3 separate regions of the Homo sapiens genome follow, and regions 1 and 2 are each linked to region 3. The links are chromatin loops, found by intact Hi-C in ENCODE. Cell type or tissue: dorsolateral prefrontal cortex. All regions are shown on one strand.

Region 1 (8,000 bases), 230 kb after region 3:
CATGAACTTGTCATTTTTACATTAAGTACAGTTTTCACTTCATCTTAGCCAAAAGTCCGAGAAGCAATATTATGAAGTATAGTTTTCATATCGGCTTCCTAAAGAAAGCTGGGGTCCATGTTTTGCTTTGAAGCTGATGAGATGATGAGAAAAATACCTATGCATTGAATACCAACCACAAGATGTTAGAATGGCAACTTCTCTAAGATCTCAGTATGGTTGGTTTGTTAGTACTTTTATCTGCTTTACAATTTTCTTTTGTTTTCCAGAAAACTGCATAATTATCATCTACCCTTAAGTATTCTGGTATTTGTTTCATGATATTCGGTAAATTGACTAATCAAATCCTTGTTCCACTTGTTTTTAGGAAACATTACATTTTTAACCAAAGTGATGCTTTTAAATTATTCTCTTAAACACAATAACATCTTAATAGAGTTACAGTACCCAGTTTTACTCTAAGAGAAAAGCAAGGTGAGTAAGGAAGGCACAGGGGCATTGGGTGGAGACACAGAGAACAAAGCATCCACACGGACTAGCCAACAGAAAGCATCCTGGCAATTTAATGAAGAATAAACGGTGACTTTAGTTTACATAGCAGTAGGTATGTTGTGGAGAATTACTCAATCTGTACGCAGCCTCCTGCTGGGTTAAGTGTGAGCTAAGTTATTATTTTGCTTACATCTGCACCCTTGTAGGCTGTGAAAGCAGAGCTTTCTTTTTAAAAATCTGTTTACTGCATTAGAGCAGAGTTTCCAGTTCCACACACCGGATTTAACACAAAGTCATTCTTGCACCATTTTCAAAAAGTAGTCATAGAATTTTAAACTATTATAAATATAGACCAATTTAAAAATATAATTTCATCAGAAACTTTAAAACTTCCTTATTGTAAATATTTCCCATTTTACCACCTTATATTATCTAAATATAATATCATACATGGCATATACACTGCAGTAAATAACCTTAATGAATACCAAATATGGAAGCAGTGAGTCCATAACGCAAGAAACTACCACAGAGGTGGGCAATAACCATTAATTCAATGACTAAATAAACCTACCACCATTTGAAATAAAGACTATACTCCTGTCAGAAAAGCTCTCTCAAACAGAGAAGTCTCTCTATAACACAACCTCGTATGGTTCAATCCACTTTTCTGTTAGAACATGCCTGATGGATATGACAAATAACAATAATGGTGCCTCACTACAGCACTAACTGGGAGTTTGCAGAGAAGGCAGGCTGTAGTGCTTGCTCATCAGGAGGTGGTCTGTGCCATCTGAAAAAACTCTCAGGTGGTTCAACCCACCCATCCCACTCCTATACTAACATCAATGCTCTACAGAATAAAAACTAATAGGACTTTATCTTAGACTCTTACCAAGGAGTTTTTCCTCTAAGAAAAGTCTAGTAGTATGGACCCTAAAATGGCACTGCATCAAACCGAGAGCTCCACTATTCTGAGGATGAATCCATGCCCTTCATAACTCCTCTCTTCCCTCCTTTGTTCTCCTTAGACAATGTACTGATTGAGTCTTGTACCACAGCATGTTAAGTGGTGAAAGGAAGAAGAGGTAAGAGCAAGGAAGAAAAGGAAACATGAATGTCCTCAGCCAGGCACTGTGCTCAGGCTTCACTTACAGAGCCCTCTTCACAGCAACACTGAGACTGGTGCTGCAGTATTCTCACTTTTCACAGAGAGCCATGCTGAGGCTCTGAGACACTGGGACAAGCTAGTAAAGGACAGAGTTAAGATTCAAAGAGTGGTTGGGAGCGCACACTCTCAAGCTGGACTGCCTGGGTTCAAATGCCAGTTCTGTCACTCACTAGCTGTGTGAGAGACAGTGAATGCTGTTTAATCTCTCTGGGTCTCAGCTTCCTCTTCTGGAAAATGGGGACAATAATAATGGAGAAATAAATTAAAGTTTGTAAAGCATGTAGAACAACATCTAGCTCACTGCAAGCATTATGTAAGCATTTGTTAACTGAATAAAACATCTCAGAGTAAGGCTAAGGAAACCAATCAAAGGAGATTTAGTGAGTACCTAATATGTACAATATGTTAGACTACACAAAAGTAACTAGAGTGTTTAAAATAAAATGGAATTTCTTTAATTTGTCTAGACTATCACTATTGCACATTAGCTGAGCAAAGGAGGTATTGATTTTTTGTGGATAAAATTTCTATTTTTGTTATTCACTTTGCTTATGTCCTGTCTTCATCCCTCATTACTAAGAATAATGAACTGAGTGTCGCTTATGTTTAACTCATTGAAATCTCTAGTGAAAGACTGACAATACCAACTGTCACAGAAATCATCTTTCTTAATTCAATAACAACTAACTATAGGGCAAAAAAATCAAAAGCCTTCCACTGAATTTACTACTAAACATTGCAATGTTTCTTTCAAATTATAAGAAAGTTACTCCATACAAAAAGAAAAAAGGACACAACTCATTATTCTGGGTTTTTTTAATTTTAGATTCAGAAGGTACATGTGCAGGTTTGTTACATGGATATACAGCATGATGCTGAACACCTCATTATTTTGACATCAGGCCTTCCCCACTCTTCCTTTCTTATTACAAAAATTAATCATCATCTAATCCCCAATATTCTGAATTCAAAGAAGTGTTAAGTCACACATCAATATCAGGTCTTTACCTCTACTTTAAAAACGTATGCTTTTATAAGTGCACAGGAATAAGTGTATTTCAACTTCTAGTATATTTATACATAGCCACTGCATATACAGCAAAGTAAATTACTCTTGATTCATATTATATTTGAAAGATGTGATTATGCTTAAGTTTTTAAAACTGAAGGGAATCTATGCTTCCATTTTAATGAATACTGCTCTATATTAAAAAGTGTGGCTTCAAATAATTTTGAATACTAGAATATCTGCTATCAAAGACACAAAAACTAAAACGCACCCGCCAAGTAAAATCATCTTAACTTTTCCAGGTAATTTTCTTATACTCTCTATGAACCCATCTAATTTGACAATTTATGGCCAGTCATGTTAACATTTTCTTAGACTAGAACTGAACATGTTTAAATGATATCGTCGAATTGAAGGGCACAAACATTTTAAAAGAACACAACAAATCAAAGAAATGCAACCACAAATCAAACACTATTCAATTACTCAAATAAATAATTTTGAGTACTCCCCAAAGAAAGCTTATAGATAATATAAATAGAAAAGCTGCTTCTCAATGTTAAAAATGAATTTACTTACCTTGGCCCTCTGAGGGCAGTATTACCTAACACATAGAAATTTCAGAAAACAATCTTTACCTATCATACTAATAAAAACAAATTTCTTAAAATGAAATGGGCATATTTGCTCATTATACGTACATATTTCTTTCCTCATCATTATCTGTACCTCAGTAAGCATAATAATGCTGTTTTCAAATGTTTCCAGTGACTTTGAAAGGAAAGATTTTCTTAAAACCAAGGCATCAGGAAGGAAAATGCATGGAATCATCAGTATCACTGAAGTCATCCAAAATACAATAAAATAAAAAAGTATATAAGAATTTTACATTGCATAAATAATCTAAGTTCCTGTTTTGCTCTCTGTAGAATAATTTGTTTTTAAAAACTGCAGGACATCTAAATATACAATCTTTCAGTAAAGACAAAGTAATTTGAGGAGGATAACAATTCAGTTCCAAAGTGTCTTCTTAAAAGCAGCCAATACCAATACACTCGTTTGTTACAAATCACTCATTTATTAATGAAATATAATGCAAATGACAAATTGGCAATGTGGAGTTGAAGCACTCACTGAGTTTTCATAACTGATTCTTACACTAAGAATCTTTACATAGCATAAGGATTATCCATTCTAGAATCTAAGTCAATCAATGTACACTGGGTGTTTTATTCCTTTTGCTATTTCACAGAAAGGAAAAGTTTTCTAGCATTCACTTATCAAAGTTTTTTTTTTATATACAAAACACTGAGTAACTTACCCTATATAATCCAGTGGTATGATAGACCTTTACTTTAAGAATATAAAAAGTGCTAATCTTTATGTCAGAGTTTTACATACAAGTTAATTAGTAACTATCCAACTTTCCAGGTCCCACCACTTCTCCCATATAGAAAAAAAAAAACAAAACCTAGCATTAAAAGAAAAAAAAAAAGAGCTTCTATTGAAGGAAGATAAAAATTATTACAAGCAGGTAAACAGCAAATTTACTTTGACACAGCAAGATCTCACGTGGATGACACTGATTGCCATTTAGTAAAAATGTGTTTTATTTAGGTTTTGTATTTACTTTTTCAAAAAAGTCCTTGCTTCTATAATTCAAAGTATAGTAGTTCTCCACTCAGGAACTATGCCATTATTTAGCATAACTTTGAATAAATTAGATTTTTAAAATTTGAACTACTAAACAGTCTTATTCTTTTTAAAGTATATAATATCATGGATATTTTAAGATCATAAAAATTTAAATTCTATTTAAAATCCTTCTTTACTAAATCAAAAGGTAAAAGGAACTAGCTTAACAGTTGAACATACTACAAATTCAGGGAAGGGAATGAAGGTCATTTTATAAAATTCTTTTCTATAATAAATATATATACTTACGTTTAAATATCTCTTCAAAAAGATGCCAGGAAACAACAACTGCTGTTCTATGCGTTCTTCCTTAGAAGTATAAAATTATGAACTTTGATGCTGTGTTCCAGTCTCAAGCAAATAAGTGACTTGCTTGGCCAAAAAAATAGACAAACTTCACGATTTATGCTTTTCCTGCCTTTGTATCTTAATCATCTTCTGTTCTAAAAAGTGCTACCACGTTTACCCACATCTTTAATCAGATTTTTTTGAACTAAAACACATTAAAAAATTTAAGCCAAAACATTTAGCAAGATGCCTTAAACAATATGTCAGACAGTGAAATACTCTGTTTTCAACATACTGGCCAATATTTTTAAAAATTGCTATTCATGCAGTATTTTGATGAGGCACAATTCAAATATACATTAAAGCTAGAAGTTTCTGAAGTTTTCTGAATTATCCTGAAAATATACCAAGTACGGTTTCATTTATTTGTGAAAATGTCCTTACAGTTTCATCCTCATTTGTGATATATTTCATAGGCTATGGATATTTCCACTTCTTTGGTACTGTAAGTTGTTTTTTATAAAAAACAACAAAAATTATTTGTTTATAAATTTAGACTGTAACACTTAACTATCTGTCTAGAAATACTGGCATCCATCACCATGTGCCATTAAACATTAAAATATCCTTATATGAAGCTACTAGCACTCCATTCAAAAGTGAGCGTTATTTTTCTAGTGTAACCAATTTATTCTTTTAAACCAAAATAGAAGTTCTTAGTCACTATACCCCGTCCTATGAAAGACTCTTAAATACTAAATTAGGTGGCTCTCCCAGGTACAACAACCCTTGACTCATCATCCAAAATTATTCAGTAATATTTACTAGCGTGGAATGCCGGATGAAAACAATTTGAAAAGAAAAATGTAAAGAACCACCACCTACATCTGTATGGGAATTAATCATACTTTTAGGTTTACTGACTTCCTCATGTCGACCAAAGCCATATCCTCTTTACTTCTCTAAGAAAACACTTCTGCTTATCTCAGCACTTTCATCCCTATGTGAGCTTAATTAGTTTCTTCATCTGCAAAATAAAGAGTTGTGACAATCAAATAATGCTTTAAACCTCCATGAGGAGAAGAAATATTATTTTTAGCTAGGTGTTCCAAAGTCTCATTTTAAAGATAATAACCCAAATACAGCTTAAGTACTGGCCGTAGCAGAGAAAAGTTCAGCTCCAAAATAAACTGAGGTTACTTTTTTAAGTATGAAAAATAATTTTGTAGAACAAAATGTGAAATCAGCTGGCCAGGCACAGTGGCTCACGCCTGTAATCCCAGCACTTTGGGAGGCCAAGGCGGGTGGTTCACAAGGTCAGGAGTTACAGACAAGCCTGGCCAACAAAGTGAAACCCCGTCTCTACTAAAAATACAAAAATTAGCCAGGTGTGGTGGCACGTGCCTGTAGTCCCAGCTACTCGGGAGGCTGAGGCAGGAGAATCGCTTGAAACCCTTGAACCCAGGAGGTGGAGGTTGCAGGGAGCTCAGACCATGCCATTGCACTCCAGCCTGGGTGACGGAGTGAGACTCCATCTCAAAAACAAACAAACAAAAGAACAAAATTTGAAATCATCATCACTAAATAACCACTAATACCATACATCCGAAATACTTTTATCCAACTGTTTTCTTTATATTTTCTTTAAATAATTTATTTCCCTCCACATTTATAAAACAATCATATATCCCTAAATAAACATAAGGTTCCAAGAAACAACCTTCTATCTGTGACCATTCTCTCAAACAGCCTCTACAGCTTGGTATTCTTATTCTATGATAGTCAGAGCATTATATAAATACTCCAATTGTAATAGCTACAGAGCTCTAGACTTGCACATAACACCTAATAAAAATACTAACAGCTACTACTGAATTCATTCAAGACATTCTAAATATATTATCTCATTTTGTTTTCACAAGATCCTTGAATAGCAAGTATTGTTTCCTTCTTTCAAAAGATGAAGAAATTCACATTTAAATAGTTTAAGTGACTATGAGTAAATTCACTCATCTAAGTTAAGTGATATTTAAATCTGGTCTTTGTAACTTCAAAGACATTCTGCCTTTAATATTTCAATCACCTTAATATGTATACTTGCCTGTACTACTAAGATTTAGCAAATGGCTCTGAAAGAATCAGAAGTAACATATCATTAATAAAGCATAGACCTGCAAGTTTGCTTGTGTATAAAAGTTGGTATAAGCTTGCTTTTCCCAGTCACTCATTAATATCCTGACCACTGACAAACCATACCCTCTCACTTTAATAACAAACACCTTCTACTTAAAAAATGGCATACTGCTCGCCTCCAAACTTGGTAGGGATATTAGGATTGACTATGAAACTGTAAATACATGGACATAATCCTACACACAAATATGGATATATTCACGGCCACCTATATAAAAGAAATAAATACATGAGACAAAGGAAAAGTCAAGGTGGCTGATGATTTTCTATGCCTTTTCAGCAAACACGGATTAGAGTCACTTGAGTAAAAACTGACGGTGAGAGAGAAAGTTTTTTCTAGATAGACCTGACCTCTATTTCTTTATGAAAAGCAGAAAATAACAGATAACCTTCCTTTAATTCTTTCAGAAAGACATTACTCTGGACACGAAGCTCTGTCAGTACGTTGGCCTTTCAACCATGCTTTGGGCAATTTCTGCTTGATAATTATGCAACAAAACCTTAAATGTTTTAGGAAGGCATGAGTTCCAAAAGTCAACATAAGCACTTTTTAATTCTCCACACATATTTTTTTTTGAAATGTTAAGTCCACATTGGGCGGAAAAAAGAAAAAAGGAGAAAAGTCAGAGCTTCTCTTTTTTGTTTTCTAGTTATTCCATTCATATTGATTGGTTCTGAAATGTTACAAAAATTTTTGGTGTTCTAGAAAATAAGTAATATGGAAAATTTTTACCTAAGGTCACTGTTTCTTCTCAATTATTTAAGGTGAAAGTAATAAACCAGACATTTAAGTAAACATGCTCACTTCCATCTAAATATAAATGTTATCACAGCATTTGAAAACATTCCAGATATATCAAATCTCTAACACCTAATGTCAAGAATGTATCAGAAGGAAATATACAACCAACTCATTAATGCTTGATAAAAATGCACGCTTGTCATTTATAGAATCCATGACAACCATGAGAAAAAGAGTATGTACTGATCAAAAAGGCCAGGTTACTATATAACTTTGTTTCACAACTAACGACATTTAAGTTCAAAGTATTATGGAATTACTTACAAAATAAACTGGGTACTCTCTACCTCACCCCTAGTGGTAGGCTATGAAACAAATCGATTCAGTTTAAAATAGTTTATGTGCCGACT
Region 2 (8,000 bases), 270 kb after region 3:
GGGGAGATTTTAAATTTTCCTGTTATGATCTTACTGAAGCTCTCAGTTCTAAAATAAAAGTAGGCTGGGGGCAGTGGCTCAGGCCTGTAATCCTAGCAGGATTTTTTTGGGGTGGGGAGGCTGAGGCAAGAGGATCACTTGAGCCCAGGAGTTCAAGACCAGCCTGGGCAATATGGTAAGCCCGTCCTCTACGGAAAATTTAAAAATTAGCCCGGCGTGGTGGTGTGCACCTGTACAGTCCCAGCTACTCAAGAGGCTGAGGTGGAAGGATTACTTGAGCCCAGGAGGTTGAGGTTGCAGTGAGCTATGATCATGCCACTGCACTCCAGCCTGGGCAACAGAGGGAGATCCTGTCTCAAAAATAAAATAAGAGTATTGGGCATATCAATTTTTAAGAAAACGAGATATGATGTCAAAATTATTTATTTTAAAATGATCAGAGCATACTAAAAACATGTATGGATTTAGAGATGATTTTGGTCAATCCTCCTTATTTTACAAAAACAGGAAAAGTGATTTGCCCAGGGTCACAAAAGTATGTGGTAATAGATGATATTAGTCAGTACTCAGCTCTCTGGAATGAGAATTTGTCCCTATTCCCTTTAAACCAAGCTTGTCCAACCTGTGACCCTCAGGCCACATGCAGCCCAGAACAGCTTTGAATGCGCCTCAACACAATTCACGAGCTTAAAACATTATAGGATTTATTTTGATTTTTTTTTAGCTCATCGTGTGGCCCAAGACAATTCCTCTTCCAATGTGTCCCAGGGAAGTCAAAAGACTGGACACCCCTGCTAAACCATTCTGCTGCTCATTTTATCACTGGCACTAGGAATGGAGGTTTTATTATGCAAAGGAATTTCCGATACATGCCTTTGAAGTTGGATTTAATTAATTCAAGACACATAATTATATAAAGTGAGCATCTGCAGTACCCGTAGTATTCATCCTGAAAATAGTTTCCAAAACTCAATGCATTCAGAACTTCAAAAAAATTAATGTAGCAAAATCTGCATTAACTCTAAAATTCAGCTTTAATGCAGGTATCAAAAACTTCAAAAAAACAAATTCCCTATGTGGAATCAAAAAGATCTTTCAGGTTCATTCGATGATTTTTTACTTTGCTTTGTTTCTGTTTCCATTTAGCCCTATTTTAATGCTTATTTTACTAAACTCAAACATAGGGAGTACTTTATTTTCTAACATGTTTGTCTCCGTATGTTTTTTTCAATAATTTAACGTCCATTTCTAACTTGCCTATCAGTCCCAGGTCTTTTTAGATCTTTCTCAATTATGGTTGTTATTTTCATAATATCTAAATCATATCATATGTAATTGTTCTATTAAAATGTATTCTGTCTTTACATTTCAATGAGCTAAACATGCTTTATCTTGAGTGATAAATGTTTTTTCCCCTAAATAATACCAACATAAGCCTATACTTGATACAGCCAGTTAAAGTTAGAACAAAAACTTTAGAGAAAATTTCTGGTCAATTAGTGTGTCACTGAGTTAATGAATCATTTAATTACCACTTGCTTGGGTTATTTGTCCCCTCACTTTATCAATAAAGAACACAGTATGACATAAGAAACTTCCAAGTTTGAACTAAGTCACAGCCAGGACCTCTGATTTCTAATGTACCTGAAACTAACATACTCTACAGAAAAGATGAGGGGTCTCATAACCTCTGCATATTCAATGCTTTCATATTCAATTGTTTGTTTTTAAAGAAATTAGTTTATTAGAGACAGAGAGAGAACGAATCTTTCCCTTGATAATCTCCACTAAACTTTATAAATATGCTTAGAATGGAAATGAATGAGAAGAAACAGAGGATGAAGGAGACATCAGAAATTTTCAGCCCTGTGTTTTACCTCTGGAGAATTCTTATTGTCATGAAGAACATGAACATGGGGGGTGGGGGGCAGTACAGGAAAGGAACAACTGCAAGCTGCCATGCTGAGTTTAACAACAATCATCAAAAGGGGCTTTGGGAGCTCACCAGCTGCAAAGTTTTTGTATTAGGCTGTGATTCCATTGGGAGGATGGGAGCCCCTAAATAATGATGTCAAAGGGGTTTTTACATGCCCAGGAAGCTATTTCAAGCAAACAAAAATCTACATTTATTCCTAATGGAGGTTAAGGCCTTTGGGGATTAGAGATAGAGAGTGTAGATGGCTATTATCTAAATAAACTTACTGTTCCTAGCACAACAAAGGAATATATTCCTAAAAAGAAATATAGGATATTATTTTCACCGTAAAACTGCAAAGAAATGAACACTTTTTCCAAGAACAAACAAAAATGTCAGAAGTTTCATTTTGAAAGTTATACGGCAAAGTGAATTTGAGAATTAAAAGGGAATTAGAGGATAATTTCAAGAGGAATTTCATTAACGGAGATTTCTGCATCATATTTTCATGCTTTTTTTATTATAGAGTGTAATTCTTAATGACTGCTTCAACAAAATTTGGGGAAAGTAAAATTACATTGCCATTGCTGCTAAGTTGTAACTGACCTTCTCTCTTGTACTTGTATTCTACCCAGTACAGCCCAGTAAATGCAGCATGTTCACGTTCACTTGTCCAAAGCAAAATGACTTCTTTCCCAAGACACAATGAAGAGATTAAAGGGAGATATCTTCAATGAACAGACCAAAATGTCACCTAACAACATGCTTAGTAAATAGGTACCTTTGCAAATGAAACTCTTAGTATCACATTGGGAATTACCATAGAAAACCACATTAAACTTATTGTAAACTGACTTTATCCATAAACACAAAAAAAATCAAAAGGGATAAATGTAAGACAGTTCACTTAAGACATAGTATAGGTTTCTTGCAAACATGGCTAAAAATTACTTAACACCATAATGAATAACAAGGATCGGTAAGAGTCAGTAATGAAACGATGTCTGAAGCAAGCACTGAAATATACCTAGGCATAGCACATGCAAAAAATGTGATGCTATGCTTTTTCAACCATAATGACCTGTAAATTGTTTTATACTAAGGCCCAACGGTTCTAGCAATGCTGTATAATCTCACATCTTTCCCCTGTCAAATGAAGAAAAAATTAAAAGATACACAAACATAAATATATCTTTTAAAACATATAGCATGCCTGGGTATTGTTTATATGATTCAGTGGAAATCAACATGGTTTGCTGGTGTGTCTGGTTTTTTGTGTTTTAATATTTATATTGCATAGCTATCCAAAATTGTTCAGAGTTTTGAAAGAACCAAGTTGTAAAAAATTGTGGATAGGCAGGAATTCTGACAAGCTTTCTAAACATGACCCTTTATTTCAACATGAAGATAAAGAGGCAAAGCTATACTGATTGAACAGAAAACAAGAATGGGACTTAAAAAAAAAAACAAGAGTTGGATAGACAGTGTTCTTCCTTCTAGTTGATAGGAAGGCCACACAGTGTAAAACTATACTCACAACTTTGGTGTTCACATGCACAATCTTCACCACTTAGAAAGAAGCAGCTTTATTAGTGCTTATAAAAATTCATTAGTCCCTATAAAACCAGAACCAATTCAGCAGATAAGTAAATAAAACAATATAAAGAAAATAAATTCACAAACTTTAATGTAGAATTTCAGAAAATGTTAAAGTTCACTGAGAAATACTATTTAGTGTGATTAAGATAATAAAAATAAATCAATAATGCAAACACAGTATTAATAACTTGAAGTTTTCAAATTTGAGAGGTTTTGTTCTCATGAGAATATTCTCTCAAAAGTAGTTTAGTTATATGAATAAGATTTCTGGATAATAATTGATCTGCATAGGCTATTAAAAATTGCCTGTTTATACAGGTCTGACTTTCAAAGCCCCAATCTTGAGTACGTGTCAAGGTTAGCCTTACCATACGAATCAGAGTGACATCTAGTGGCAACTCCATTGAAGTACTACTTGGTACTTCATCTGTTGTAAATACAAATGAACAGTACCTAGCATATGGCAGGCCCTCACACACTGTTGCATGAATACTTTAATATTTTAAGCTAATATTATAATTTCCTCAGTTCTACTGAACTTCCTCCTTCCTTTTCCTTACCACTTCTAGTCCTTCATTCTCTCCCTATTTTCTCAGTTGAAAAGTTCCCTTCTACTTGTCTCATTCTATGGAATCCCTGATCATTCTATATTTTTCTAATCCACTTTTTCTTTCATTATACACATCTTATCAGTCTCCATCCTAGGTATATGATATAATCCATTTTATGTGGAACTCTTCTGAGTACTGCTATACTAAATCACGAAACTAAACCAAATAAATCTATCATAATTCATGCAAACCTGGGAAATTATTTCATTCATCTCTAGTTGACTTGATCATGATTGTTTTCTAAAGGAATCATGCCACATCTTCTTTATCCCTCTTCAAACCCCTCTCCCCCAACCCCATCTTTCTCATTTTATAATATCCCTACTTCCTAGAAAGCAGGGAAACCATTAAACGTGAATAACTTCAACTTCCCAGCTCTCTACTTCAAACATTCAGAATACCCCCTTTACTTATAACAAAGGAAGTCATATACATTCTAGTTTTCAAGAACTAACCCCTCTTTCTTGTGTCCCATCTTTACTGTCATCTAAGATTTGATTATGTCAAATGATGAATCTCTCTCTTGGATCTTTCTGAATTTCCCTCTGTATTTTGACTCCATTCCTTCAACCTATGAATATGCTCAAAACATCCCATCCAAAAATCATCTTTCTTTGGCTTGCTGTAATCTATTTTCTTTCCTTTTATCAAAAAATAACTCAGAAGAAAAATCTATGATTACTGTCTCCATTTCTTCAGTATCCATTCACTCTTCAACTCCTGCCAATTTGCTATTTACCATCACTACTACTGATCTCCACAAAGTCACCAATGAGGTTATCAGTGGCCTCTTTACAGGCCTTGTTGTCCTTGAATCCTGAAATAATGCTGTAATAATTGCTCTTGCTTGGCATCTAAAGTGAAGTGATCTTTTTATTCTCTTCCAATCTCCCTCATAACTCCTTCTCTGCTTTCTTCTCCTTCTCATATAGGCTAAATGCAATATGGCCTCATATATACTTGAGCAAATAAAGAGGCGAAGTCATGCTTTTATAAAGAAAGTGCTTCAGTTTCTAAATAGAAATTGATTTGCCTATGAATTTAGCTCAAAATTATGTACTGCTTAATACCCTCCTTTCCTTCAAAGTAATGCTTTAACCCTACTTGGTTAAATTTGCCCCAATTATTTCAAATCATAATTCACTGTCCCTAATAAACCAAATTTTATCTTGCATTAACATACATTTTGTATCATCTTTAGATGTGTCCTAAGGTTTTAAAAATTCTCTATTATGTTAACTTGCAACTACTGTATGCCTCCTTCTCCCACCTTCTCTCCCCTCTCACATGCATGCACGTATACACACACACACACACACACACACACGCACGCACGCACACACGGTATTTTACAAGGACAGCAAGCTCAATGCCTTTGTCCTCCACTTCTGGGCATTTCTTCAAAATGTTTTAAATCTGAATATACTACTCTTTACCGGTAAGTTATTAGTAAATGCTTGTTGATTAAGGCTAATCTTTTTTTTTTTTTTTTGAGACAGAGTCTCCCTTTGTCGCCCAGGCTGGAGTGCAGTGGCACAATCTCAGTTCACTGCAAACTCTGCCTCCTGGGTTCAAGTGATTCTCCTGCTTCAGCTTCTCGAGTAGCTGGGACTACAGGTGCCTGCCATCACACCTGGCTAATTTTGGTATTTTTAGTAGAGACGGAGTTTCACTGTGTTGGCCAGGCTGACCTCAAACTCCTGACCTCCGGTGATCTGCCCGCCTCGGCCTCCCAAAGTGCTGGGATTACAGGTATGAGCCACCACACCTAGCCAATTAAGGCCAATACTTCAATAACTGTTCATTAAAAAGAAATAATGTTTTTTAAAAGAAAAAAAACTGACTTTTGTTTTAGCTGTTGGTACTGATACTATCAGTCTATAAACACTACAAACACACAGAAAGTGAGATAATGCTTTGGAAAAAGATTAATTTTCTAATTCTGAGCTAACTGGCCCAATTTTACTTGTGAAAACTGCTCTATAATTTGTCACAACTCTAATTTACACCAAACTCAACATAATTTTCTTAAATGCTTCTCAAAAAAAAAAAGACTCTGAAAGAGAAGGACTTCTGGAAAATTAGCAGCAAAGAATCATGAAGAACAATATTTGAAGCCTCTATACAACTTTTATAAAACATTTGCCACAAGGCAAGTTTTGGTGTGTGCAAAAATCCATTTGTAGACCAGCTGTGACAGACTCTTTAAAGCATATCCAAGGCAATGATAAATGAAGCAGACATTCATGCCAAACGCTTGGATTTAGATTTACGTATCAAGAAAGCTTTAATAAGTAATCCTACAAGGAATACAGTTGTATCTACATTTTGTGTAAGTAATAGTTGCTCATTTCTTTTTAGGGGAGGGGGGAATGCTATATTCATCTTTTAAAATAAATTCTTCATTTTTGTTTTGTTATTTTTTCTCCTTAGTCTAGTGAAGAGAGAGTCAGACAGGATATTCTGCTATGAGGCCCTGGCAAATCTAGTCCATTGTTGTGGGGAGAGGGGCACTTTGATCTGGAAGATACACAGGGACTCAGATTTAGAAATGCAGCCTGGAAAAAGCATTCTAGTGCTGAATGGACCTTTGTCTACAGGAACAGTTCCTGAGACATGCATGGAAGAGCTGAAACAGGACCCAGCCCACAGGGGAAGAGAGCTTGCAGGGAAGGTGGGGAGGGGGACAGAAAAGTAGGCTGTAGCTATTCCAGGTGAGTTCTTCGGTATCAAGAGAGTTTAGGGAGGTTGGATTATCCTCCAGGAACTTCAGCACTGGAGCCTACAACTATCTAGGACCATTTTAATTAGCTAATCTGCTATTCACATTTATACCCCACTCAACCAAAACTCTACTAGCTTCAGGGAAAGGTGGAGGACACTACAGAATTGGTACTCTGATTGGCTAGCCAATCACAGCCAGCTGTTGAGCTGGGTTAATGCTGTATACAGGGTCCAAAACAGTGCAGGTTGGGCGACCTCTGTTTTATTATTTAAGAGATAACTGAAAGTTTCTTTGCTTTTGATACAAAACCAAAAATCATTAAATGAGAGAACATTTTTAACTAAGAAAAAAATTTTTAAACTGAAAAGTACAAAAAATACACTTATCCAAAATCAGGCATATATGCATCTGAAAGGTATATCTACTAAAGTGATATGACATAACAATTTTAAATAGTCCTGAAATGTTGAATTAATTATAGTAACCATGAGCACTGCTTTCCGAACAGCTTTGATTCTGAAATGAACATTCTTTGTATTTGATGACACTAATTCAGCCTTTTTGTGGTCGATGCTATAAATGTTACGGAAATTATGTACTGCCCATGTTCATTACCTAAATTTCACATAATAATAGGTTTGTTAAATTAATTTTTCCCTAAAATAGATAAAACAATTACTCCTTATTAAGCATTAATCACTTGCCAAATTTAATTTTCTAAAACAACCTCATTTCAATTACACACAAGTCTTAGATTTGGTATTTTCAACTTTTCATTTTATTTTTTCAAATTCAAATAGACTTTAGATTTTAAAATAACAGAAACACTTTGCAGGTAGTCCCTTGGTTTATAAGTGGTGTGAAATTCACTGTAGCTTCTGGGAACTCTGAATGCTTTGCTCCAGAGAACAATTATATAAATAGTTAACTCTGAGGATGCTGTCATAAAGGTCTATTAACAGTACTAGTTAGTTTAACAGTACTAGTTAGTACCATTAAATCAGCTCTAATTCTAGGCTCTTGGGATGAAAGTGTGGGGGGAAAGGAAGTTAAAGTTTTCATCCCTTTTCCCAGGCACAGACTTCGTCCCAAGCAGACATCTGAAGTGGGCAAATGGAATTTTGGCATAGTTTCTACCCCCTTTCCCAAT
Region 3 (8,000 bases):
AAATACTGTATGAATATACTGTAAATTGGAGAACTGAAACACTGTGAGGCTGGCAACACATGGGCAGTATTTCAACTGTGGTCAGGTTCTCAGGCCATTCTTATTTTGGGAGGCTGGAGGCGGGAGAAGCAGTGAGACCTCACAACTAGAACAGATCTGGTGAGTTTCTTCTCATAGGAAGGCTCTTTGGACATTTCAGCTGCCTTTTAGGGCAAACAGATCTTGTTTTGTTGATGTTTCAGGGTCATGGCACATGCAGTGCAGTGTCTTTAGCTGCTGATATAGTTAGGTCTGCCTCCTCTCTGGGGTAGATAACAAAGCCTGAGGCTCCAGGTGTGTCATACATTGTGCTTAATGGAAGATAAAATGGCTAGTTGATTCAGTCAAAGAACCTGTCCATTTATCTGACTAAATCATCAAACCAGTTTGAATTAAGTCATCAGCTTGAGTCCCTGAGAGTAGCTGGTCAGTACCTGGTGGGCATTTTTGTTTGTTTGTCTGTTTCTAAGTCCAGGGCTGGAGAAAGAGGTCAGTACCTGGTCTGTGCTGCACACCATGGGGGCAGAGTGCCCTTCCTCCTTTCTCACAGGCAATGACCCCAAAAACGGAAGCAAGTAAGAAATGCAGCATCCAGGTTAAAAATGAATTCACTTATGGTCAGCTGTGTCCAGGCTGAAAATGAGTCACCTATGGTCAACTGTGGGAAATAGGAAGCTGTCATGCCTACTGCAGCTTCCCTCAAAGGTACTTCGAGCAATGAAAATACATTCTAATTTATTTGCTGTGGAACAATGCAAAGGCTTCCTCAAAAAAAGAAATGAAACCTGGAGAATGTGTGACTGAACTCCAGCAGGAGAACAGGACACAAGTCTAGAAATCTCAAGTGTCTTCAAACTGTTATTATTTTTATGGATTTGTGACTCCAGCAAACAACTTTTACTATCTTAAACAAGGTCATCTGAAAATCACTTGAAGATTGTTACCAAATTCCTTCATAAATATTTTCTACAAACATAAATGTCCACCAGAAATTTCAGATAAAGTACTATTTCTCCTGTGTCAATTCTTTGTATTTAAAATTTATCTCATATACCTAGGTTTTAAAACACGTTTTTAAATTTTCAGAACTCATTTCATGCTGAACATGTTAAGTGCTAGGATATTCTTACTTTGTCTTCCGAGTTTAGGATCTCTGCGGGGGTGTGGGGGGTGTGTCTGTAGAAAGCATAATTTTGATTGTTATCCACCAATTGGAAGAAATCCCTACTTTAATCTCTTTTACCTTCCAAGTGTACATGGTCCCAAATTTGTCAGTCTTAGAATTTCTTGAAACAATGCAATTAAACTGCAACATATTTCCTAACATTCTTAATTAAGACAGTGACTGAAAAATGTAGATTAACAGAAGTTACTGTTTTTATCAACATATTTTCTCTCTCTTTCCCGCCACCATCACATCCCCCTCCCCCTACCCCTTCTTGCTTTAAATGTCTGATGTCAGTTTCATCCACATGTACATTATGCACATGGCACTGAAGAAACAAAGTAAAAAATTCTCTTTTAATTCTGAGCTGCATGCCCAGCGCCACATGCACTGTCTGTTACATGTCGCTTCTTATGAGGTTCATGCTGGGAAGTTTCTTTTTAAAGGCGAAGTGTTTCTGAAGGAAAGAGTTCAGGTTGGGCAGATTGTGTTAGAAAAATCTCACTGTCTCCGAGTGGAATTAATATACTGATTATTCTGTGCAGGCTCAAACTGGCAGCGTGTGCAAAAGTTCAAGAGTGTCTGGGAATTGAAATATGGAGGAGAAAGCGGGAGAGTGAGCAGAGACAAAGAATTGGAAGTAGGGCTCAGAAGTGAAACTAAACGGTAACTTTGTAAAGAGAGGAAGGGAATTCAAGTCTGAACAACTGTCATGAAGCAGTACTTACTGAAAATATTTTTATGGAATCAGGAAGCTCCATTTTCCATGGCACTTTTTAGGAGGGGTCTTACAAATGAGTTTGGTTATTGGAGGAGAGTTGCCGGCGGGGGGGGGGGGGGGGGCCGGGGGAGTACTTCTTTGAGTTCTCAAGATCCTTGCCAGTTTCAATTAAGTCACATGAGAAGCTTAATCACTAACATAGAAATGTAAACGGGTTGCAGTATTTCTTTGGCCTATTAGCCAAGATTTTTTTTTTCCTGTTTATTAAAATTTGAGTCCTTCATGATCACTGACAAACAATGATTCATTGGTTTACAAATAAGGAATTAAAAGGTAAGAAAAGCAAATGCAATCACGCAGCACCTTTCCCATCGCGGGGAAATCAACCTTTTTACTCATTGCCTCTCAGGGGAAAGAACTTGGGACGTGAGCATGGAGTTAATGAAGCTTTCACCCATCTCCTCCTCTCAACCGTCATCCCGGTTTAATCCTCTCCTTCTGCCAAAGTCCAGAGGCCCTGCGAGCCCCCGTGGAGTCGCCTGAGCCAGATGCTCCGCACCCAGCCTCCCCAAGCCCCGGCCGGCTGCCCTCCAGGTGCGGGCTCCAGGCCCTCTCGCGCGGCTTCGGGACTCGGCCGAGCCCGGGCCTAGTATCCAGAGTCGAAGCAGCCGCCGGGAGGTCTGGGTGGGCAGGGAGGCCGAGAGGACGGTGCACCGCCCGGCAGCGCTGAGACCTGGCCGCCTAGGCCACCCTGCCCGGCGAGGGAGAGGGGTGTCTCCTGCCTGGAGCGCTCCGCGGTGGCCCGAGAGCAGGTGCTGGCGTGCGGGAGGCGCACGTGGAGCCCTGCGGTCTGTTCCACCTGCAGAGGCACAATTGCCCAGCGTGGGGTGGAAGGCAGGCTGGGAGCTCCCGGGACGCGGCGTGGCAGCGCAGGGCTCGGCTAGATGCGCTCCTCCTCGGACTGGTTGAGTAAGGGAGGAGGCTCGTCCTGAACGTGCACAGCCGCTCCTAACTCCGTCAACGGAATTTCACTCAACTCCGAGACTGAAGCATTTTATTGGCAGCATTTAGAATCGGGGAAAAATCTACCTTCTGTTTAGCAGTTGCTCTTTTCTGAAGCAGAAAATTATCTCTAGGGATGACTTAGTAATAGGGTACCCCATTGCCATGTGGGTCAGGGATTGGGGGAATGTCCGGATCCTGCCAATGCACCTCTGTAAAAGGTGGCATTCAGCCTGGGAGGAGAGGAGCTGGCAGGGCAGGCCGCCCCCAGACACGCACAGGCCCAAGCTCTGTCCTGCAGCCCCTCCCGGACACGCACAGGCCCTGAGCCCTGTCCTACAGCCCCTCTCCTGTTGTCATTTGCTATCAGGGCAGTTCTACCGCCGCCACTAAGCTTTGCTTCTCCCAACACAACCAAGAGACGGACATATAGCAGTGAATACTGTCTGGATGGTTTAGCATGTCTGGGGCGGGGGTCTTTCTATTGCCTGCAGGGGTTTCCGAGTCTACCCAGCAGGTGCTCACCAGGAGTGGGGGCTGTGACTGGGACCCATGGCCTGTGGTGTGAGGGGTGAGGGGCCACTGTGTACTGTAACCGGGAGCAGCCTGGAAGAAGGCCCCTGCTCCCCCTTCCCTCCGGCGCCTCTTACTCAGGAAATCTTAATGTGGGAAGGATGTGTATGGGGCTCCATAAGCAACACTGACCCAGTCCTGGGGAGAGACAAACCCCTCGTCCGCTCTCAGATCATCCTCAGAGATCCTCTGGGGCCTCTGAGTTGAATCCCAGGCTCTCCCCTGCTTTCGCGAGGACCCAAGGCTTATGCACACAGAGGGTTTCTGGTTGGAACACCTAAAAGTTGATTGATGACAGAGAGATGGTGCTAAACTGGCATATTGCAAAGCAATCTTGGTATTTGTTCTTTGTCACCTTCCTCAAGGCTCAAGGTGCTTTTTGGGCTAAAATGGGGCATTCTGTGAACGTGTGCTACTTTTGAAAAATAGAGGAAGGGGTGTTGGAAGCCTAGACTGGTTCTCTTGCCACTCCTCAAAAAGCAAAATTTTGCAGCCCAAATATTAAAAATTGACTCCGCGTATTCCTTCTCCCCCACAGTGGCACACAACTGGGCAGGCTCCATCTCGTCTGCTGCTGGAACCCACTAGAAACCAAATGAGCCCTCCAGCAGGCCTAATCACTCTGATCTGTCATGGACCTTCTAGCTGGAAGAGTTATGCCATCATATTATCCCAACACTCATCAGTGTGTGGAGGACCCCCTTTTACTGAATGATTTATTGCTCTTTGCAGAATTCCTTTGGCTGCAGATTTTATTTCTGAGTCACTCTGTTCAGCTCAATTGGTCGCCTTCAGTTACCGTGGCAACCAGCAGATGGGGTTCTTTGACAAGGGTCAGCGGGGAGGCTGCCTTGGTTTGGACAGAAGAGGAGCTAAATAAAAAGCTTTCAGCATTGACGGTTCCGTAGCGGACGGCCAGGAGTTGTTATCAAATTACTTGCATTAAAACCTAATTAAGATGTGTGCCAATAAGTGGGCTGTAGTGATTGAATCTGGTTACTTAGCTGCTGTGGGCCCAATCTTATGCCATCACACCTCTGTGGCTAGTTTGACTATCCCAAGAATGGTCAAATATGAAGGAAATTGAGGAAGACCTCACCACAGTGTGGAACGTGACATACTCTGGGACCACACCAGGAGGGTTTTAGTCTCTGGGAGCACCAGAAAGTCCCCATTCAAACAGAAACTTCCTGAAAACACAGCAGTGTGCCCCCCAAACCCAAGATGGCAACTGAACAGGACCTCCATGCGTCTGATAGTTCCATGTCTTCCGTTAAGACTATTGGTAATTCAGTTGCAAATAGCATTCAACAAAATAAAACTGGCTTGTAATCACTCTGGGTTAAAGAAGTCTAAATAGAGACATGCCAACTAAGTATGAAGGATCTTTTCTGGAGTGGGAAGAAAGGAACATTATTGGGCCAGTCAACAAGATTAGAATCCAATTCAGTAGGTTAGATGAAGCTATTAGATCAATATGAAATTGACTGTAGTTGGTAATATACTGTGGTTCTGTAAGAGAATGCCTTTATCCTTAGGAAATACACACTGTAGCATATAAGATAAAAGGGCAATGGTGCATGCAGCTTACTGTCAACTGGTTCTGTACACACACACACACACACACACACACACACACACAGAGAGAAAGGCAGGAGAGCGTAATCAATCAGATGGGGCAAAATTATTACAGTAGGTGAATTTGAATAAAGGGTATGTTGGTATTCTCTGTAATATTCTTGCAACTTTTTATAAGTTTGACATTATTTCCAAATAAACCCATTTTTAAGGACGGCTTTAGGGTGAGGTAGGGTACAGTGTGCGTGGCAGTGTGGGTTTTCCTGCTGGTGCTTCTGTATGGCCTTGAGCCACATGCAGCATAGATACTACTCTGCAAAGATTCTGATTTTCAACAATTTCCATTCCTCTGTCCCATTTCCTTTGCACAGTGGGGCTATCCTCACCATTAGTCTGTTCTTGCTTGAGACAAAGCTGATTAAGGTAACTCTTACTTCAGGCAGATGGTCTTCTAGGTTCTTCAAAGTCTAAGATTCATAACGTGTCAACTCCTGTTTCATGGTGTCAGGATCCTTTATTCATGCCCAGTCTTCCAAAGGTATTACAAACTCAGCCTTGGTTCGATAGCACTTGTATTTTAAGAAGGTTACAAGGTAGTGATTCAACAGATCTAATTGCCCTAAGATGAAGCTGTGCCTCCTTTTTGGTAGAAGCACTGTTTGAAGAAGTTGGTCTTTGAAGAGCCTCGGTGATATTGTCAGAGGCTTTAGGTTCCTGTCAGAGGCAGCTGTGCTGGAGCTTGAAGAGCTGAAAGTGTCCCCTTGGCCATGGGCCCATTCACTGGGGGCCAGTGTGGCACTGTGGGCTTCCCAACATGGTCTTCCAAGCTTCTGGCCTCTTTTGCATCCTTTGTGCCAACACCAGTCTGTGGATGAGATCAATGTGGCTCAGAGTGTGGTTTCCAGAGTACGGTCCTCAAACTGTTACTGGTCTGGGATGAGGCAAGAACTGAAATTGAGTCAGAAATTTTCAAAACAATCAAACACTGCTTCCTCCTTTTTATTGTACTCCACAAAACCATTAGTCTACAATAGATTGGAAATTTTAAAAGAATTAAAATCAAGTCTGGTTCTCCTCACTGAGCTCATTGGGGAATCCCTGGCCTAGGGATTTCCCTCTTCTCCCGCCCCCAGGCCTCGGAAAATGAACTGGTGTCAGCTGCTGCCCAGAAGGTTACCCAGCGTGTTCTCTCTCTCAGGGTCCTTCCCTTAAATTCTCAAGTTTGACATGGAATAGAAGAATGTCGGGCGTTTCAAAAAAGGATTTTGAGATGCTGCAAAGCTCACTGGATTTAGAGTCAAGAGATGTGGGCTCTAGCGCCAGATTTACTACAGACAGGCTGCCTGACCTTGGGCAAGTCACTTATACTTTCTTGGCTTCACCATAATGGGCTGAACTGAATGTTCTCTAAGGTGCCTCTCAGCCCTAACATAATATGATTCTTTTCATGAGAAGAGCAGGACTTGATCCCCCCATCACTTGGGGGCATCCCCAAGGAGCCCCCTGTTCTTCCTCTGCAGGCAGCCAAGGCTAATTAGGAATCTGAGAGAATGAGCCAGGAAAGGGGCAGTACAGGACATACATTCTCTTCATTGAAGGTGGTACCCCCTCCCCACTGCACGATCCTCAGGAAGAATTCCTTTATTGAAACCATTATTGAATAGGGTAGATTTAGGCACGGGAAATGTAAACAGCAAACCAGCCACTAAAAGTGCGTTAATGTCACGCCTGTAATCCCAGCACTTTGGGAAGCTGAGGTGGGCGGATCATGAGATCAAGAGATCGAGACCATCCTGGCCAACGTGGTTAAACCCCAACTCCACTGAAAATAAAAAAAATTAGCTGAGCGTGGTGGTGTGTGCCTGTAGTCCCAGCTACTCGGGAGGCTGAGGCAGGAGAATCATTTGAACCCGGGAGGCGGAGGTTGCAGTGGGCCGAGGTTGTGCCACTGCACTCCAGCCTGGCCACAGAGTGAGACTCTGTCTCAAAAAAAAAAAAAAAAAAAAAGAAAGTGCCTTAATGTTCTGAGCAAGGATAATGGGCTAGAGCGTGTTCCGGAAGCCTCAGCACACTGCTTGTTCTCACTGATAGGACCTCGTTCACGAGATGGAATTATGTAAAATGCCGCAGCAATGGTTAAGTGTTGGAACAAAGTAATACAGCTTTACATTAACATGGTTTATTCACTAGAATTAATGACCTAGAGCAGTAATTGCATTTTCAAAACTTCAGCTTGCTGACTAGGTGTATTGCTATGTAAATAGCTAGCGATATTTGAAGATAGGAACACAGTAAAATCTGTAAAGTAATAGGATTGTAGAAATATGGAGCTGGAGGAGAATGTAGTCATCTTCTAGCCCCGAGGCTGGCAAACTTTAAAAGGTCAGGTAATAAATATTGTAGGCTCCATGGCCATATGTTCTCTGTCGCAGCTACTCGGCCGTTATGGTGCAAAAGCAGCCATAGACAAAACGTGAATGAATGGGCATGGCTGGGTTTCAATGAAAGTTTATTTAGGGGCGCTGCAAGTTGAATTTCATGCAGTGTTCACATATTATACTCCTTTTGATTTTTAAAAATCATTTTAAAATGTAAAAATCACTCTCAATTGGCAGATCATACAGAAACAGGCAGTGGCCTGTAGTCTGAAGTTTGCCGACCTCACTTCTAGTTTTCTCCTCTCATTTCACATGTGAGGAAACTGAGATTCAAAGTGATCACAGGATTTACTTAAGTTCTCATGACTGACGCCAGAGTATTTTAGGAGCAGACTAGGAGAGTTTTCATGTAGACAGTTGGTTGTTTTGATGATGAAAATTGAAGCCACACAAAAATTATTCTCCAGAAGAACTCATTTCGTATGTGTGATTAATACTGTGAATTAGAATGTACCAGTGGTTCTCATGCTTAAGAATTCATCAG

What was found. Hi-C counts contacts between places; a loop is a spot of excess contacts. Peaks named below come from ENCODE experiments on the same cell type or tissue, not always from the same donor. Only the 100,000 strongest peaks of a DNase experiment are listed, where the experiment ranks them.
Region 1: a loop joins it to region 3, with 4 times the contacts of the local background. A loop is called at or near these places in 4 of 110 quality-filtered maps.
Region 2: a loop joins it to region 3, with 7 times the contacts of the local background. A loop is called at or near these places in 21 of 110 quality-filtered maps.

Annotation. Positions count from the first base shown.
Region 1 is chr1:243,705,135-243,713,134 of GRCh38, forward strand. All of the region lies in intron 2 of AKT3 (AKT serine/threonine kinase 3), which reads right to left. Among named protein-coding and RNA genes, the nearest start is that of AKT3-IT1, 85 kb to the right of the region's middle. In dorsolateral prefrontal cortex, CTCF peaks have their summits at 3,236 and 7,959; no DNase peak of the experiment used is centred here; H3K4me3 peaks cover 332 bases; H3K27ac peaks cover 1,039 bases.
Region 2 is chr1:243,744,983-243,752,982 of GRCh38, forward strand. The region is part of intron 2 of AKT3 (AKT serine/threonine kinase 3); the gene reads right to left. Among named protein-coding and RNA genes, the nearest start is that of AKT3-IT1, 45 kb to the right of the region's middle. In dorsolateral prefrontal cortex, CTCF peaks have their summits at 3,912 (motif pointing left) and 4,116; no DNase peak of the experiment used is centred here; H3K27ac peaks cover 329 bases.
Region 3 is chr1:243,471,893-243,479,892 of GRCh38, forward strand. All of the region lies in intron 16 of SDCCAG8 (SHH signaling and ciliogenesis regulator SDCCAG8), which reads left to right. Among named protein-coding and RNA genes, the nearest start is that of MIR4677, 130 kb to the left of the region's middle. RefSeq lists silencers at 3,921-4,094, 4,115-4,409. In dorsolateral prefrontal cortex, a CTCF peak has its summit at 4,321; a DNase peak (open chromatin) is centred at 4,329; H3K4me3 peaks cover 2,567 bases; H3K27ac peaks cover 3,097 bases.